Linked DNA regions of Homo sapiens: regions 1 and 3 are each linked to region 2. A link is a loop called in an ENCODE intact Hi-C map of the cell type or tissue named here. Cell type or tissue: ascending aorta. All regions are shown on one strand. Links, peaks and the distances in the headings refer to the core of each region. The heading gives the core; the rest is flanking DNA.

Evidence for each region. Hi-C counts contacts between places; a loop is a spot of excess contacts. Peaks named below come from ENCODE experiments on the same cell type or tissue, not always from the same donor. Only the 100,000 strongest peaks of a DNase experiment are listed, where the experiment ranks them.
Region 1: a loop joins it to region 2, with 2.1 times the contacts of the local background. A loop is called at or near these places in 4 of 110 quality-filtered maps.
Region 3: it touches region 2 in a loop (3-fold over the local background); 2 of 110 quality-filtered maps call a loop at or near these places.

What each region holds. Positions count from the first base shown.
Region 1 is chr11:118,904,202-118,909,628 of GRCh38, reverse strand. BCL9L (BCL9 like) reads left to right here. Exons shown (of 10, transcript NM_001378213.1): 4 at 974-1,359; 5 at 2,027-2,146. Among named protein-coding and RNA genes, the nearest start is that of MIR4492, 3.8 kb to the left of the region's middle. RefSeq lists enhancers at 1-368, 2,097-2,166. In ascending aorta, for the core only: CTCF peaks have their summits at 2,238 and 2,450 (motif pointing left); a DNase peak (open chromatin) is centred at 2,438; H3K4me3 peaks cover 1,153 bases; H3K27ac peaks cover 5,000 bases.
Region 2 is chr11:118,618,654-118,624,080 of GRCh38, reverse strand. The region is part of intron 4 of PHLDB1 (pleckstrin homology like domain family B member 1); the gene reads right to left. Among named protein-coding and RNA genes, the nearest start is that of PHLDB1, 14 kb to the right of the region's middle. RefSeq lists a silencer at 2,645-2,734. In ascending aorta, for the core only: no CTCF peak of the experiment used is centred there; DNase peaks (open chromatin) are centred at 940, 2,810, 4,480, 5,010 and 1 weaker place; H3K4me3 peaks cover 4,297 bases; H3K27ac peaks cover 4,994 bases.
Region 3 is chr11:119,313,265-119,318,691 of GRCh38, reverse strand. It overlaps MCAM (melanoma cell adhesion molecule), which reads left to right and starts at 1,562. Exons shown (of 16, transcript NM_006500.3): 1 at 1,562-1,657; 2 at 3,429-3,553; 3 at 3,652-3,859; 4 at 3,943-4,013; 5 at 4,116-4,203. The coding sequence starts at 1,591. RefSeq lists a silencer at 1,224-1,283 and an enhancer at 2,876-3,571. In ascending aorta, for the core only: a CTCF peak has its summit at 3,026; DNase peaks (open chromatin) are centred at 1,211, 1,631, 2,471 and 2,921; H3K4me3 peaks cover 5,000 bases; H3K27ac peaks cover 5,000 bases.

The sequences.
Region 1 (5,427 bases), core at 318-5,317, 290 kb before region 2:
TTTGAGCAGACCCCCTCCCACCCTACTGTGGGGTCCGAAGGCCGCCTCTGGCCTCAGTCTAGCTGGAGGTGGGAGCTGGAGTAGGGGGCGGTGCCTGCCTCCCTCCCCCCTCCCCGGAGAAGCCGGCAGACAGGGCCAGGCGGCAGCAGCAGGACAGCAGAGCTGAAATAAATCTGAGCTGGTGTGGAATGAGGGGGGATAAATATCCTCTCCCGTGATGTGATCTTTCCAGCGGCTATTAATAGGTCTCCGGGGAGGGGGAGGCGGCGGGGGGAGCGGGCTGGAGCTTAAAGGGCCCGCAGCCTAGGCTGCAGGAATCCTTGGCTTCAAGCTACACTCCCCATCTGCTTGACACACCGCTCCCCTCCCCCTTTCCTCCTGCTTCTGCCTGCCGGCCTGGCCTGCCAAGCCCCCCTCCTCAGGCCTTCCCCTCCAGCTGTCTGGACCAGTGGGTAGCACTCCCTGGTGTGCGTTTTCCCACTGTCCCTGGGGAATGAGACCCGGGCATGTGCAGTGACCCCAGGTCCTGTGGCCCTTCTCTGCTGGTGTTGGGACATATGGGAGTTGAGGTTTGAGACCTTGGAAGGAGTCTGAAGACAGCAGATCTTAGAAGAGAGGATGCTTAAGTCTGATACAGAGGACAGGGTTGCCACAGAAGCTTGCAGGCTGATGGGTGTTTTGGGGCTGAGGTGGGTGAATTCTGCCAACTCTAGGCCCTGGTTTCCATTCAAATTGTGGAGGCTAGGGGGTGGAGGGTTTCCCCATCTCCACTCCCCAAGGTGGATGAGGGCTTCAGCCCTTGTCTGAGGAAGCCATGGAGGGAGGTAGAGAATAGCTGGTGGTGGTCTTGAGATACCACCCCTTCCCCCCACCCTCCCCCATTGTTAGGGGAGGCAGGATGGGGTAATTAAGTTGCAGGCATGCCTAGCCCCTAGCAAGGTTAACTTTTCACATTTCTCCCACCTCCTCCCAGGTTACCCCACCCCAGGAGGAGAGAAGCTCCAGGGAGCCCGCCGCTGTCCCCCCGCGGTCATTGCCCCCCTGCCCCAGCCAAGCCAATGCACCCAGAAAATAAATTGACCAATCATGGCAAGACAGGGAATGGCGGGGCCCAATCTCAGCACCAGAATGTGAACCAAGGACCCACCTGCAACGTGGGCTCGAAGGGCGTGGGGGCGGGGAACCATGGGGCCAAGGCCAACCAGATCTCGCCTAGCAACTCAAGTCTGAAGAACCCCCAGGCAGGGGTGCCCCCTTTCAGCTCGCTCAAGGGCAAGGTGAAGAGGGACCGGAGTGTGTCTGTGGACTCTGGAGAGCAGCGAGAGGCTGGGACCCCATCCCTGGATTCAGAGGCCAAAGGTACCCCATTTCCTCATCCCTAAGACCCTAGCATCTCCCATAGTCCAAGGCTCAGATGTTCTGGGAGATCACCTCTCTGCTCCCTGCTTGTCCAGTCCTCATCCCACGTTCTTCTCCAGTATTTCTGCATGGGTACCTTTCAACACCCACCAACCAGATCATTCGGGATTGGGGTTGGCCATGATGCCACCCATGGAGGGGCCACACAGAGTGGTCGGACTTCTGGACTCCTTCCCCTCCTGCTTTCCCACCAGAGCTCCAGAAGGGGAGAGGGAGGTGCCATGGAGTGAGGAGCAGACCCCAGACCCACACACTTCCAGGAGCCTCCGTATCCCGGCTGGTGGGAGCCCTTTGGGAGCAGGCACTGGGGCCTGGAAGAGTAGCAGCAGCTCCCCCTCCCCTCCAGCCCTAATTAGAACCAGTTGTGGTTGGGGATTATGCTGTACTTGGTGTTGGGGGGGAGGGGAGACAGGCATGGGGCTATAGAGAGAAATCAGAAACAAATGGTGGCGTGGTGGGGGCCACGGGCTGGCGAAGTGCCCACCATGGCCTGGGCAGTGCCCTCTAGGGTGGGGCATCTTAGAGAATGGATCTGGGAGGGACCCTGGGTGTGGGAGAATAATGGGGCCTCTAGGCACTCACTCTTTCCTCCGTCCTGCCTGGGCAGAGGTGGCGCCGCGGAGTAAGCGGCGCTGTGTGCTGGAGCGGAAGCAGCCGTACAGTGGGGACGAATGGTGCTCTGGACCGGACAGTGAGGAGGACGACAAGCCCATTGGGGCCACCCACAGTGAGTGCCTGTCGATGCCAGGGTGCTGTAGCCCGTGATGTTCCTGGGGGATGGACTTGAGAGGACTGAGCCTGGGAAAGAAGTGAGGACTGGGAGTCCTGGATTTTTCTCTCCCATCCTACCTCTCAGACTCTGTCCCTCCCTACACTGCAACTGCCTCGCCTCTGCCTTCCAGGTGCTCAGTGACCCCCTCTCCCTAGGGACCCTAGGTGGGGCAGAGTGGAGTGGCCTCCTTCTTGGTCACGTCACCTGCACCTCTACCTGTGAATTCCTGGCCTATGCTGCCACCTACTGGTTAGTGGAGGGAGGGCGGTGAAGCGTCCAGGGACACTGGGAGCCGGGCAGTTGGCTCTGCTGTGCAAAGCCCTGCTAAGCCTGGGTGTGAGTTGCCACTTGGCCGTGTCTCTAGTGCCCTTCCCTAACCTCTAATTGACTCCTGGCAAGTACCCAGGGTGTGTCACCAGGACAAGAAGTGGGTGTGGAGGGATGCCCACTCCTCCTCTGATTCTTTTATGGATTCGCCTATATCTTGTCCTTCCATGAGTGATGGGGGAGAGCCAGATGTAACCCCTGCCCCTGGGAAGCTTGTACATATTTTTTTTCCCTCAAAGTTTACGTTTACATCTTTTTGAGGAGAGAGACATAAGAAACTAGCCAGAGAGGCTGGGTGTGGTGGCTGTCACCTGTAATCCCCAGAATTTGGGGAGCTGAAACCGGAGAATTGCTTGAGCCCAGGAGTTCAAGAACAGCCTGGCCAACATAGGGAGACCCCATCTCTAAAAAGAGAGAGAGAGAGAAAGAAAGGAAAGAAGTAAAGAAAGAAGAAAAAGAAACTAGCCAGAGACTATTAAATTGTGAACTCCTTGAAGGCAGGGACCATAGAAAGAAGAAAGAAAAGAGTACATTGGCTACTTTGCTACTCTGTTTTATTTAATCCTTACAACAGCCCTGTGAGGTCAGTGTTATCATGATGCCAATTACAGAGGAGGAGAGAGAGTCAGCAAATGTTATGGAGTGAGCAGACTATGTCTGTGACAGGGGTGTAGAGGGTCAAATACCAAACCTCTACAGCTAGCTGGAACCTCACAGACCATCCTGTATCAGTTCTCTCTCCCCCGTGGGACTAACCTGGTGGTCGCCAAGCCTCTGGCTGAACCCTTTGATGATAGAAGCCTTTACTGCTTCCCAGACCAGACACCTCCCCCCATAGCCACCACCTCCAGTTCACTTATGTCACATCAGACTGCACCATTGTAGAAACTTTGTGAGTTTTATTTATTTATTGTTTAGAGACAGGGTCTCTCTCTGACACCCAGGCTGGAGTGCAGTGGTGTGATCACAGCTCACTGCAACCTCAAACTCCTGAGCTCAAGTGATCCTCCCATCTCAGACTCCCAAGTAGCTGGGGCTCAGGCATGTATCACACCTGGCTAATTTTTGTAGAGACAGTCTTGCCATGTTGCCCAGGCTGATCTTGAACTCCTGGTCTCAAGCGATCCTCATGCCTTGGCCTCCCAAAGTGCTGGAATTACAGGAGTGAGCCACTGTGCCTGGCAAACATAGGGAAATACAAAGTAGAAATTGCTAACATCCCATACTCAAGGCGACTATTTTAGTCGTACTACCCTTAGATTCTTTTATTTATTTATTTATTTATTTATTTTTGAATCGGAGTTTCACTCTTGTTGCCCAGGCTGGAGTGCAATGGCACGAACTCGGCTTACTGCAACCTCTGCCTCCTGAGTTCAAGCGATTTTCCTGCCTCAGCCTCCCGAGTAGCTGGGATTACAGGCACCTGCCACCACGCCTGGCTAATTTTTGTATTTTTAGCAGAGGTGGAGTTTTAGCATGTTGGCCAGACCGGTCCTGAACTCCTGACCTCAGGTGATACACCTGCCTCAGCCCCCCAAAGTGCTGGGATTACAGGCGTGAGCCACCCGGCCTGATTCTTTTTTTTTTTTTTTTTTTTTGAGACAGAGTCTCACTCACTCTGTTGCCCAGGCTGGAGTGCAGTGGCACAATCTCGGCTCACTGCAACCTCCACCTCCTGGGTTCAAGTAATTCTCCTGCTTCAGCCTCCCAAGTAGCTGGGATTACAGGCATGCGTCACCACGCCTGGCTAATTTTTGTATTTTTAGTAGAGATGGAGTTTCACCATTATGGCCAGGCTGGTCTTGAACTCCTGCCCTCAAGTGATCCGCCCGCCTCGGCCTCCCAAAGTGTTAGGATTACAGGCATAAGCCACCGTGCCCGGCCTGCCCTTAGATTCTTGAAGAGTTCTTACTGGAGGGGCGATAGAACGTAGACATTGACAGGACTAGTTCTGCCATCAGGCTGCCTTCGTTTGCAACCCAGGTTATTTCTGTAAATTTGGGAAAGGGCCTCAGTTTCCTCATCTGTAAAAGTATTATTTATCTCATAGGGTTGGTATGAGGAGTAAATGAGGTTATACATGTAACATGTTAGCTTTTATCATTGTTATTGTACTAGAAAGTTCCTTGTTGGACTAAGCCCTGCCTGTCTCCCCATAGCTCGTATCCAAGAGCTACTCAGCAGCCTTCACACATTGAGGTCAGCTCTCAAGCTCCCCCGCAAATTTCTGGCTCTGCTCTTCTATGTAAAATTGGATAGATAGGGTCCAGAGCAGGGCCGTTTTGGGGTGGGTCCATCAGAGAAGAAGGTGCAGAAGAAACTTTTTCCAAAGAGGGCAGCCTGACACTGGGCCCATGGGAAGGTGGTCACTGCCCTGGCTGGATGGAGACAACTTCAGGCAATCTGTCTCCCATTAACTGAGAATGCTGGTACTTACTGTCTGCGGGCCAGGAACTGTGACTTGCTTTTCTTGGCATGCGAATGGGTCTACCCACTCACCTAGACCCGTTGTAGATTTTTTTCTACGCTAAGACTTACAGTCAAGTGTCTAACCATGGAACAAAACTTCCCTTGGTGCTGAGGGCAGCTGGTCTGTCTTGAGAGTGTTTCCAGTATGTCAGCTTTTTCTAACTGTTTTTTCTTTCTTATTTTTATTTATTTATTTATTTTTTTGAGACAGTCTCGCTCTGTCGCCCTGGCTAGAGTGCAATGGTGTGATCTCGGCTCACTGCAACTTCCACCTCCTAAGTTCAAGCAATTCTCATGTCTCAGCCTCCTGAGTAGCGGGATTACAGCCATGCGCCACCATGCCCAGTTAATTTTTGTATTTTTAGTAGAGACGGGGTTTCACCATGTTGGCCAGGCTGGTCTTGAACTCATGACCTCAGGTGATCCGCCCGCCTCTACCG
Region 2 (5,427 bases), core at 275-5,274:
TCAAAATACAAAACTTAGCTGGGGGTGGTGGCGTGCGCCTGTAGTCCTAGCTACTTGGGAGGCTGAGGCAAGAGAATTGCTTGAATCCAGGAGGCAGAGGCTGCAGTGAGCCGAGATCACACCACTGCACTCCAGCCTGGGCAACAGAGCGAAACTCCGTCTCACACACACACACACACACACACACACACACACACACACACACAAATGTTCAGAGAACACAGACACACCTGTCCCCCAACCCCAGCCTGTATCCATGATCCATCTATCTGCCCCTTGGGTAGAAGGGTAGAAGAGTCAGTCTGAGAGGCAGCAACTTCCAGGGTCACAAAAAAAAACTGAGATAGGGAACAAGGGGAAAAACCATGGATCAGTCAGATGAACCGGGGGGGTCCTGAATTTGCTCCCACTCTTTCTTGTTTTGTGACCTTAGGAGAGCTGTGCACTGCAAGTCTAGGGAGCGACCACCACCTTTCTTTCTGACTAAGCACCCTCTGCATGCTCCCTGGTCTCCCCTGGCATCAGGCCAAGACTAGGCCACCAGGCCCGGCCTCAGCCAAGCACATTCCCAGGCAGTAGACACAAGCCCAGTCCTGCCCGGGAAGTGTGAGTACCTGGAGGGGGAGGGCATGTGGGAGCTGGAAAATGTAGCCAGGGGCACCTGGAGTGTGCACAGTGGCAGATGTGCCCACAGGCGCCTAACTGTAGCTAGCAGAACTCCACCTCCCAGCCACACCAGGTGCTGGAGGGCTACTGCAGAAGATACTATGTTGGGAGAAGCCAGAGCCCTGTTGCTCTCTACCACCAATCCTTCCAATTTGTCCACACCCCTGGCCCCCGGCCTCAGCCTCCTGTCTACCCAATCTGGTGCCACTTGGCACCCCAAGCTTCACGCCAGTCTGAGCTAAGACTGGCAGAGAAGTCTACATTCCTGGACGCTGAGACAGTTCAGCTCAGGCAGGCCGCAAGGGCAAGAGGCATCCCAGGCCACGTGAGTACCTTGGCAGGTCCCTTACTGAGAAGCTCAGGAGCCTGTTCCTGGGATCCTGGGCATTGCTTGGGTTGGGGGTTTAGTAGGCTGAGAAGCCCATGGCAGATAACCATAGTGGATAAAGCCACTCACTATCCTGGCATACACAAAGGCCCTCCCAGGCAGCCAGACACCAACAATTCTAAAGGAGAGAGAGGGAGCCTTCCCTGCCAAGTCACCAATCAGAGAAGAGGATCCCAGAGTATTCAAAACTGGAATAAATAATAGCCAACCACACTGTCCACCTAATTACAACCACAGCTGTTTCAGAAAGAGCCCTGTCAAGCCCCTCCCCCTCCATTTAGCCATTTAACAAGCCTACTGGTGATGAGTTCACAGGGTCTAGACAGAGCCACTCAACCCAGGGTCGTGGGTGGTAGGGATCAGGAGCCTGACCACACAGTCCAGGCTGGGAAGGAGGCAGGGAGTCTGAGTGGATTCCAGCCCAGCAGTCCCAGGCCCACCCAAGTAGGATGTAGGCATCTAGGGATCCTCTGCCTGGGCCCCTATAGCTGTGTGTTTTCTGCCCCCTCCTCAGCCCTTCACCCTCCCCGGCATAAGGGGGTGTGGCCATGCTGCCTCTGGGCTATAAATAGTGATGCCAGGCAGCAGAGCTGGATCCGTATTAATAGAGCGGGCAGGAGGGCAGCAGGACTGAGAGCAGCCCAGCTCCTGCCCAAATTAACTTTCTATTTGCATGCAGAAGCTTCAGGCATTGCCCTGATGCTGGCCCCTACAGCCCCCAGGGGTCTGGCCAGCCTGTTTCTGGGAAGAAGCCTCCTCTCTGCCCACTCCCACCCCAACCCGCAAAGGCCAGCCCTTTCAGGGAGCCCAGGAATCCCTGCCCATCCTGCCAAAGTCATGATCAGTGTCCCCCATGCCCAGGGGGGATCAGGGTCCAGCTGTGTGCAGGTGGGTGGAGGAGCTGCACATCTGGAGGGGAAAAACTGGGCGAAGGAGAGGGTGAATCCTATCTGTGAGAGATGCAGAGGAGAAACACCAACACAAACAGGCTCACACTCATACACACTCATAGTAACACAACAGACTTATGGGCGTACATGCTCACACACTCTCAGAGCTACTGTCACTGCCCTCCTGGTCACACAAATAGAATGGATTGTCCAAAGGGAGACCGAGTGAAGGGAATATGGGAGGAAGGGCCTTGGTCCTTCCTATCAGAGACCCTCCTTGGCCATAAGGTAGACTCCCCTCATTCTAACCAGGACTCTTTAACCCCATCTGAGGGAGGTGGGTCCTAAGGAGGGGACTGCCGGAGCGCTGGAGAAGATAAGGTCTACCGGCTGAGAAGTGCCCCCAAGCCCAGAATCCCCATTTAGAAATGTTCAGGGAACACACACAATCGAGTCTCTCAGCCTCAAGCTCCCAAAGAAGGTCAGAGGACCCCATGCACCTCCTCCCGCCCACCCTCCTCAAGACGCCCCTCCCAGTCTGAGCTTCTCCAAGCTTGGCTGCTTGGGGACTGTGGCTGGCCCGGGGCTGAGGACTCACCGCCGAAACCGGACCTCCGGACCGCTCGCCCCCGCTAGCTCGGGCCCTCCAGGTCCCGGGCCCGCCCGGAGCCTTTGAGGGGGCGGGCCGACCTCCCGAGCTGCCGGCTCTAGGCTCGGAGCGAGCAGCGAGGCAGCGAGCAGCCGCCAATGCCCGGGGAGGGGCGGGCCGGCCACCAGCGGCGGGGGAAGGGAGCCAGGGAGGGAGGGACAAAGGAGAGGAGGAGGGGAAGAGGAAGTGATGGAGGAGACGAGTGGAGAGCTGGATGGAGAGGGCGGGGCGGGAGGATGCAGAAAGGGAGCCGGCTTGGGATCCTGCATCGAGGGCAGGAAGAAAAGTGGGCGGGAAGGAAAGGTTCAAGGGAGGTGACTGAGTGAAGGAAAGGTGAGAGGTAAGTACAGAGGCCAGAGTGAAGAGCCAGGAGGCAGGAGTGAGGCCAAGCAAAGGACAGGTCTCATTCCCAGCCCCCTGTGGTAAGAGGTCAGTGGCAGCTGGGCTGGCCGGCCCTGACTGGCTGTAGTACCTTGGGCCAGTCACACCCTCTGGCCTCGGCTTCCTTATCTACAGAAAGTCAACTCTGACATTCCATGGGTCCATATCTGAGAGAGAGAGGGAGAGGAAAAGAGCAGGGGCTCTACAGGATCCAGCTAGGTCACTGGGTCCTGCTCTGGCCCTCAGGCTGCCACTGTAACAAGGTCACCCTGGGCTGGGAGTTCAGGCCAAAGCAGTGCTCTGTACAATGCAAGCACTCAGCCCACCTCCTGTCTCCACCCTAAACACCTCCTCTTCCGGCCCCACTCCCCATAGCTCAACTCATGACCCAGAGTGGACCAAGGCACTGCCCTTTCCGGCCAGCCCACTTCCTGGGCCCCTGGGAGCCAGCCCGCACCCCAGCCACAACATCCAGTTGTGCTAGACCCAGCAAAGAGCCCTCCGACCCCAATAAGGTACCCATCCTACTTGGGAAACAGATATCTGGAGCCCGCAAAGTCAGGCTGAGATTCTGAGTCAGGCAGGTGTTTTGTTTTGTTTTGTTCTGTTTTTTTGAGATGGAGTTTCATTCTTGTTGCCCAGGCTGGAGTGCAATGGTGCGATCTCGGCTCACTGCAACCTCCGCCTCCGGGGTTCAAGCGATTCTCCTGCCTCAGCCTCCCATAGCTGGGACTACAGGCATGCGCCACCACACACCCAGCAAATTTTGTATTTTTAGTAGAGATGGGGTTTCTCCATGTTGGTCAGGCTGGTCTCGAACTCCCGACCTCAGGTGATCTGCCCGCCTCGGCCTCCCAAAGTGTTGGGATTACAGGCGTGAGCCACTGCACCCGGCCCAGTCAGGTATTAATACCTACCATCCAGCCAGGTCCCCCAGAGAGTTCCTCTTGTTCCAGGGACCTGGCCCCTGCACACCAGAGCCTTACGGGACACAATGTTTTATGCTCTCAGCAGCTCACACAGCCTGACACAGTGTCTCTCAGATACACACCAACACTTGCTCAGTCACACTGACACTACTTCATCTCTGCATGCTCTGAGTCACACAGACACCCTCATTAAACACACTGTCTCTCACACACCTTTATTCTCATGCACACATCCCCCAGACAACTCCTTTTAGTTACACACTCACCCAGGCATAGCTTTCCTTTCACTTAGTCCCTGGAGAAACTCTGAAATAAAATCAACCTCTTAGATGAATAATCAGGCAAGTTTTCCATTCTTGCTAAACAGCCCACTAGCCCACTCACCCATGCTGCCAACTATATGCATACACATGCACACGCTCACATGTGCACACGTATCTTATTCCCTTCTGAGGAAAAAGGAAGAACCATATAGGGTCAAATGCAAAATGAAGGGAGGCTTTAAAAAAAATCTCCTCAGGAAGAGTGATTCATCGGTCTGGAAACTGTGAGGGCCAGCTGGATAGACCTAGGCAGACACAGAGGATGCCCGCCAATGAGAAATAGGGCAGGAGGCAGACACAAAGAAGTGGGAAGCTGGGAGCCTTGCTCTGCCCTCCTTCTTTTGAGCTTTATTAGTCAAGATCGTTATCAGTCTCATAACAGAAAAAGGTTGAAGGCTTCACTCCCAATTTACAGATGGAATAACTGGGTGGGAAAAAAAAGAGGCTGAATGTCCTAGATCCCAGAGAGAGGCAGCTGGATAACCCAGAGATCCGGCTCCCCAGCCACACTCCTCTGCTGGCCCTCACACAAGCCCCTACCCACCAGTGAGAGGCTTAGGGAATGAAGGAGACTGGAGACCAGGGCTCGGAGGAAATGCTAGGAGTGGATGGGGACCTACTGTCTAGACAGCCTGGGCCCTGAGCTGGTGGCTTTCTGGGTCCTCCCCTGCTTGGTTCCCTCCCAGATCTTTCATGTGGTCTGGCGCTGTGGTCCCAGGGTGGGGCAGCCTAGACCCAGATTGAGATTCCTCCTCATTCCCTTGGTCCTATTCCCAGCTCCACCCCTTGCTCTGTAGAGAAGAGGGCAATGTGGGATGTGCCGAGATGCCTGGGTACAGGGGGTGGAATCAGGACCTTCCTGGCTCCCTCACTTCATGCTCCTATGTTCATAGCTCTGTGCTAAAGGTTGGCATCTGTTTTCTGCCTGCCTCCCCTTTCCCCTGGCCCAGGCATATTCCTGCTGGAAGAGCCTGTCACTGCCATCTCTGCTTGTCATGAAGTGTGTCTCTCCAAGTTGCCTATGGCTGGGCACAGTGCCCAGAATGATGCATCTAAGGCCAAAGCACACTCCTTGTTATTCCCAGAGTAGCCCTTGTTTTTGAAAGAGGAGGGTCCCGTCTACAAGGCCAGATTAGGGGAACAAGGTAGGGAAAATGATCGTCTTGTATATATGCTCACAGATAGGCATATGACTAGTGGG
Region 3 (5,427 bases), core at 331-5,330, 690 kb before region 2:
CAAACGGCATCCTTCAGCCATTCCCACTCCAGCCCAGCAGACAAAACATTCTCATCTAGTCAGCTCTGGGCCTGGGGCCAGTCCATACATTCACTCTGGAGGGCGAGCCAGCGTCCTCCTCTTGTTCTCCCTGCAGGCTCCAGGCTCCAGGCCCCTGGCCCGGTGGGCCTGGGCTCTGCACAGCCTCTGGCTGGAGACTAATGGCATTGGAGGAGGGGTCGAGAAGGCTCTGAAAGACAAGCCTGGTGTGGTTTTCCAGTCATCTCTGCGTCATCAAAACGCCACCCCGGAGCATGCTCTCAAGTCACCTGGCCATCTCCAGGGTTTGCTGGCTCACCCTCCACCTCCCCCAGCGAGCAAAGGGGTGGCCCCGCTGGGCAACAGACCTCTACCCAAATCCAGGCCCCTATTTGGCACTCCCTGGTGGAGGCGCGCCAGCAGATGTGGACCCCTTTTCTGAGGCCAGGCTGCTGGGGTCAGAGTGAGGCAAGAGCACCTCCCCCTCCCTAGAGCCTTAGTTCAAGAGGCCAGAAGACCCAGGGAGAAGCCGGCGTTTTGGGAGAAGGGGAGCTGCAGAGCTCCCCACCCAAGCAGGTCTGATTTGATTCTTCCCTCAGCTATGGACCCACAATCAATAGGGCTGGGGAAGACATGGGGTGGGGGAAGATCAGCGCTGCCGGGATCCTTTCAATCATCAGGAACAGCAACAGGTTTGCAGGGTCAGGCTGGGGACCCTCGCCCATTAACTCTTTCTTCTCCCTGTTTCTTTCTCTTAGGTGAGGGGAAACTGAGTTCCAGGGTAGGCTCCAGAGTGAAGAGGGAAGAAACATGATTCTCAAGGCCCAGGTCTGGACAAGTGTGAACACCTTGGGCCTGCGAATTCAGCCCCCTCCTTCCTTTCTCTGGTCAAAGGCTAGACTTGCAGGAGCTTGCGTTTGAAGGGACAGCCCAGAAGGCATCGTCTGCACTCCCCATACAGGTACTTCTGGGTCTGTGGGACTGGCGCAGGGTTCTTCTCCCAAAGCTGCCAGCACTGAGGCTGAGGCAGTGTCAGGCCGGCGGCAGCGGCAGTGGTGCAATCGTTCTGGGAAGCGATAGAGGCCGGCCTGAATTCTCTGTGGCAAGGGAGGGGAGCCCAAGTGGGAGGCCCCTTGGGGACACCGAGGACCAGGTCCGCTACTGCTCCTCCCCCAGGAGGTCCCCTAGGGGCTACATTGGCTGGCAGGGGCTGAGCAGCGGTGAGCCTGGCTGGCTTCGACCCGGGGCGACTCCGGGCATCCGGGACAGCTTCTCCTCGCTGCCACCTCGGCCAGTCAGACCCCGAGACACCTGTCACTACCCCCTCAGCCTTCCCAAGCCAGGAGCCTGGGAGTCCGGCTCTGGCCTACCTCCGGCAGCGCTCCTAGGCGCAGCTCCCGGGCTGGCGGCGCCGGGGCCCGCCCCCTAGGGCTGCGGCGCGCGGGGCGGGGGCTGGGGGCTGCGCGGGGCGGGGCGGGCCCGGGCGCTCCGGGCCCCCTCCCCCGCCCCCCTGACGTCAGCCCCCGGCAGCCTCGAGCTGCTCACTTGGCTCTCGCCCTCCGGCCGGGAAGCATGGGGCTTCCCAGGCTGGTCTGCGCCTTCTTGCTCGCCGCCTGCTGCTGCTGTCCTCGCGTCGCGGGTGAGTTCGCTCGCAGGGGGGCCGCGCCCCGGCTAGGGGTCTGCGGTGGAGCGTGCCAGGGAGCAGAGCCAGCGGCGCGGCGGGGTCGGGGCGTTGCGTCTGGGAGGACGAGCCTCCTCCCTGGGTCCCCGATCCCCGGGCGCCTTGCGCGCGAGCAACTCTTCTTTGCAGCCAGTTTGCAGCCGGGATTCTAGAGTATCCCGGGAGCAGCACTCGGAAGGCGGGGAGGAGGCTGCTTCTGGGAACGAGAAGGGGTGGAGCTCAGCCTTTCGGGGTGCTGGGGGGTGGGTGGTCCCTGAGGTGCTCACTCTGGGGGCCCGCAATTGAAGCCGGGCAGGAGGCGCAGCTGGGGCGCATCCTCAAAGCCTGAATTCCGCGCCCGCCTGTTGCTGGAAAAGGCAGCTTCCTTCGCTGGAGGGGGTGCGCCGACCCACCCCTTCCCCCTTCTGCCTGGGCATCACGCCAGGCTGGAGGTGAGCGAGAGCGGGAGGTTCGGCGGCTCCCGCCCGAGCTGGGCGTTGGCAGGGGTTGCGGGGCGGTGTGGGTCGCCTCGCGCCTCCCCGAGTGATGGGATCATAGGGGACAGAGATGAGGGATGGAGGATTCCCATACTGGAAGCGCCCGCTGGCTTATTTTGGGGACCACATTCAGGTGGGAAGTGCGCCCGGGCACCTCGGAGCGTTTCTCCGGATCCGCCTGGTAGCAGGGCGCTCTCGGGTCCACGCTGCCCTTGTATGGCCCGCAGCGGTGTCGCGTGTTTCTCTTGGCTCCCATTCCGCCGTCCCAGCCGCTGTCCGGCTGGGGAAGGGGAGGGCTAGGCAATACCCAGCTCGCTGGCCTCATGCCCAGTGCCAACCATGTCCCTGGGGTATTCCAGGCTACTGCCTCCCAGGCTGACTTTATTTCTGGGGAAAGGGCTAAATCGGGCTCCACAGTTGCAGCCGGTCCAGCTCCACCCTGCCCTGCTCTTCTAGCTCTGGGAGGAGTCAGGGGTCTGAGGCTCTGGGTTGGAGACCCCACCTTCCACCTGCCCTCCTTGTCCGAGAGCCAAGGTAACAACCCAGGCATCCCAGAGCCCAGGCAGATGGTGTCGAGTGACATCACCTCCTCACAGGGCTGGCAGCACGCTGGCACCACTGACGTCACTCCTGCCCACTGCCTGGCCCTTGCCCTGACCCCTGGGGGAGACTCTGACCTCTCCATCCTTACCAGCTACCTAGGGTGGGGTCCGCGGGTGTGTGCGGAGTGTTCATGGAGGTGCTGCTGAGGGAGCATGAGACCGGAACTTCCGCCAGAGTTAGCCCGCTGGGGAGTGAGGGCAGGGATTTTGGAGGGCAGAGGATAGAGCAGTGGTGTCTTCCCCTGGCGGTGGTGACACAAAAGGGCCTGTGTGCCCCAGCCTGGCACATGCTTTGCATTCCCACACTCTGAGCTCACCCGGAGAGGAGGGGGCCTGGAAGGAAAGGGGCCTTCCTCTTGGCCCCGAGCCTAGGTTGCCCCTTTCTGCCCCTCTACCAGCCTCAGCTGGAGCTGTTCGGTGCTCAGTCTCTGCTCAATCTCTGCTTGGCTCCAAGGACCTGGGATCTCCTGGACGGGGAGAGGGCTGGCCCAGGTGGGGCGCGGGTCGGGGTGGGGGTAGAGCGTTCAGAGGACAGGGCCCTCTGCAGACCCTCTGAGTGGCAGGAAAAACAGCTGCAGCAGCGCTGCGAGGGGAGGGGCGGACAGCAGCCGGAGCTGACACAGCTGCGGGGGCCCCGCCTCCCTCCCCCAGGTGTGCCCGGAGAGGCTGAGCAGCCTGCGCCTGAGCTGGTGGAGGTGGAAGTGGGCAGCACAGCCCTTCTGAAGTGCGGCCTCTCCCAGTCCCAAGGCAACCTCAGCCATGTCGACTGGTTTTCTGTGAGTGCTTGGGCTCCTGCAAGAGCAGCCCGGGGAGGGAGACTCTGCCCCTCTTGTAGCCCAGGACCCTTCTCCTCCTCTGTGTCTCCTCCCATTAGGTCCACAAGGAGAAGCGGACGCTCATCTTCCGTGTGCGCCAGGGCCAGGGCCAGAGCGAACCTGGGGAGTACGAGCAGCGGCTCAGCCTCCAGGACAGAGGGGCTACTCTGGCCCTGACTCAAGTCACCCCCCAAGACGAGCGCATCTTCTTGTGCCAGGGCAAGCGCCCTCGGTCCCAGGAGTACCGCATCCAGCTCCGCGTCTACAGTGCGTGACCCTGTGTCTGCCAGCAGGGTAGTGAGGGTGGTGGGACGTGGCCAGATGTCCCCCTCATTTCTATTTTCTTGTAGAAGCTCCGGAGGAGCCAAACATCCAGGTCAACCCCCTGGGCATCCCTGTGAACAGTAAGGAGCCTGAGGAGGTGAGATGTGTGGCAGGTGGGCTGGGCAGCTGGTGCGCAGCCGCTGAGATGGGGCTTGAAGGGGGCTCGGAGGCAGGGAGACTCACACCCTGTGCTCTTTAGGTCGCTACCTGTGTAGGGAGGAACGGGTACCCCATTCCTCAAGTCATCTGGTACAAGAATGGCCGGCCTCTGAAGGAGGAGAAGAACCGTGAGTAGCCCTTTCTCCCAAAAGCCACCCTTGGGCCAGGTGTGGTAGCTCACACCTGTAATCTCGGTGCTTTGGGAGGCCAAGGCAGGAGGATCTCTGGAGGTGAGGAGTTCAGGACCACCTTGGACAACATAGGGTGACCCTGTCTCTACAGAAAATAAAAAAATTAGCCAGGCATGGTGGTGTGTGCCTGTGGTCCCAGATACTTGGGAGGCTGAGGCAGGAGGATCATATGAGCCCAGGAAATGAAGGCTGCAGTGAGCTAGGATTGCACCACCACACTCCGGCCTGGGTGACAGAGCGAGACCCCATCTCTTAAAAAGAGCTGTCCCTATGGTACTACACAGGAACTGCCTTATATTTTCATTAAGCTTTTAACTTAAAAAAATTATACAAATGGTACTTGAAAATATTTTCATGAGAATTTAAACTGACAAAAAATCTAGAAGTTTCTTCTTGCCTGAGACCCCCCCTCCCAGAAATAATCTCTGCTATCAGGGTGTGTTCTTTCAAGCCTATTTCTATGTATTTGCTCATATATAGAAATATTTCTAGAATGATATAGGCTTCTGTGTTTTATTATCTAAATCAGTCATTCTTAACCAGGGGTGATTTTGTACCCCCTCCTCCTAGGAGATACTTGGCAATGTCTGGAGATATTTTTGGTTGTCACACATAGAGGGGGTGCTACTGCCATCTAGTAGGTAGAGAGACCAAGGATGTTGCTAACATCCTATAGGGCACAGGACAGCCCCCACAATAAAGAATCAACGTGGCCTAAAACATCAGTAGTGCTGGCTGGGCTCACGCCTGTAATCCCAGCACTTTTGGAGGCCAAGGTGGGCGGATCACCTGAGGTCGGGAGTTCAAGACCAGCCTGTCCAACACGGAGAAACCCCATCTCTACTGAAAATACAAAAGTAGCCGGGCGTGGTGGCGCATGTCTGTAATCCCAGCTACTCAGGAGGCTGAGGCAGGAGAATCACTTGAAGCCGGGAGGGAGGTGGAGGTTGCGGTGAGCCGAGATTGTACCACTGCACTCCAGCCTGGGCAACAAGAGTGAAACTCTGTCTGAAAAAAAAAAAAAAAAAATTATCAGTAGTGCTGAGAAACCCTGGTCTAAGTGGTGGTGTATGGTATACATTGTTAGACAATTTCTTTTATACAATGTTTCTGGGTCAGTCTATTTAGATCAACTGATCGTTTTGCTTACTGCCAAGTTTT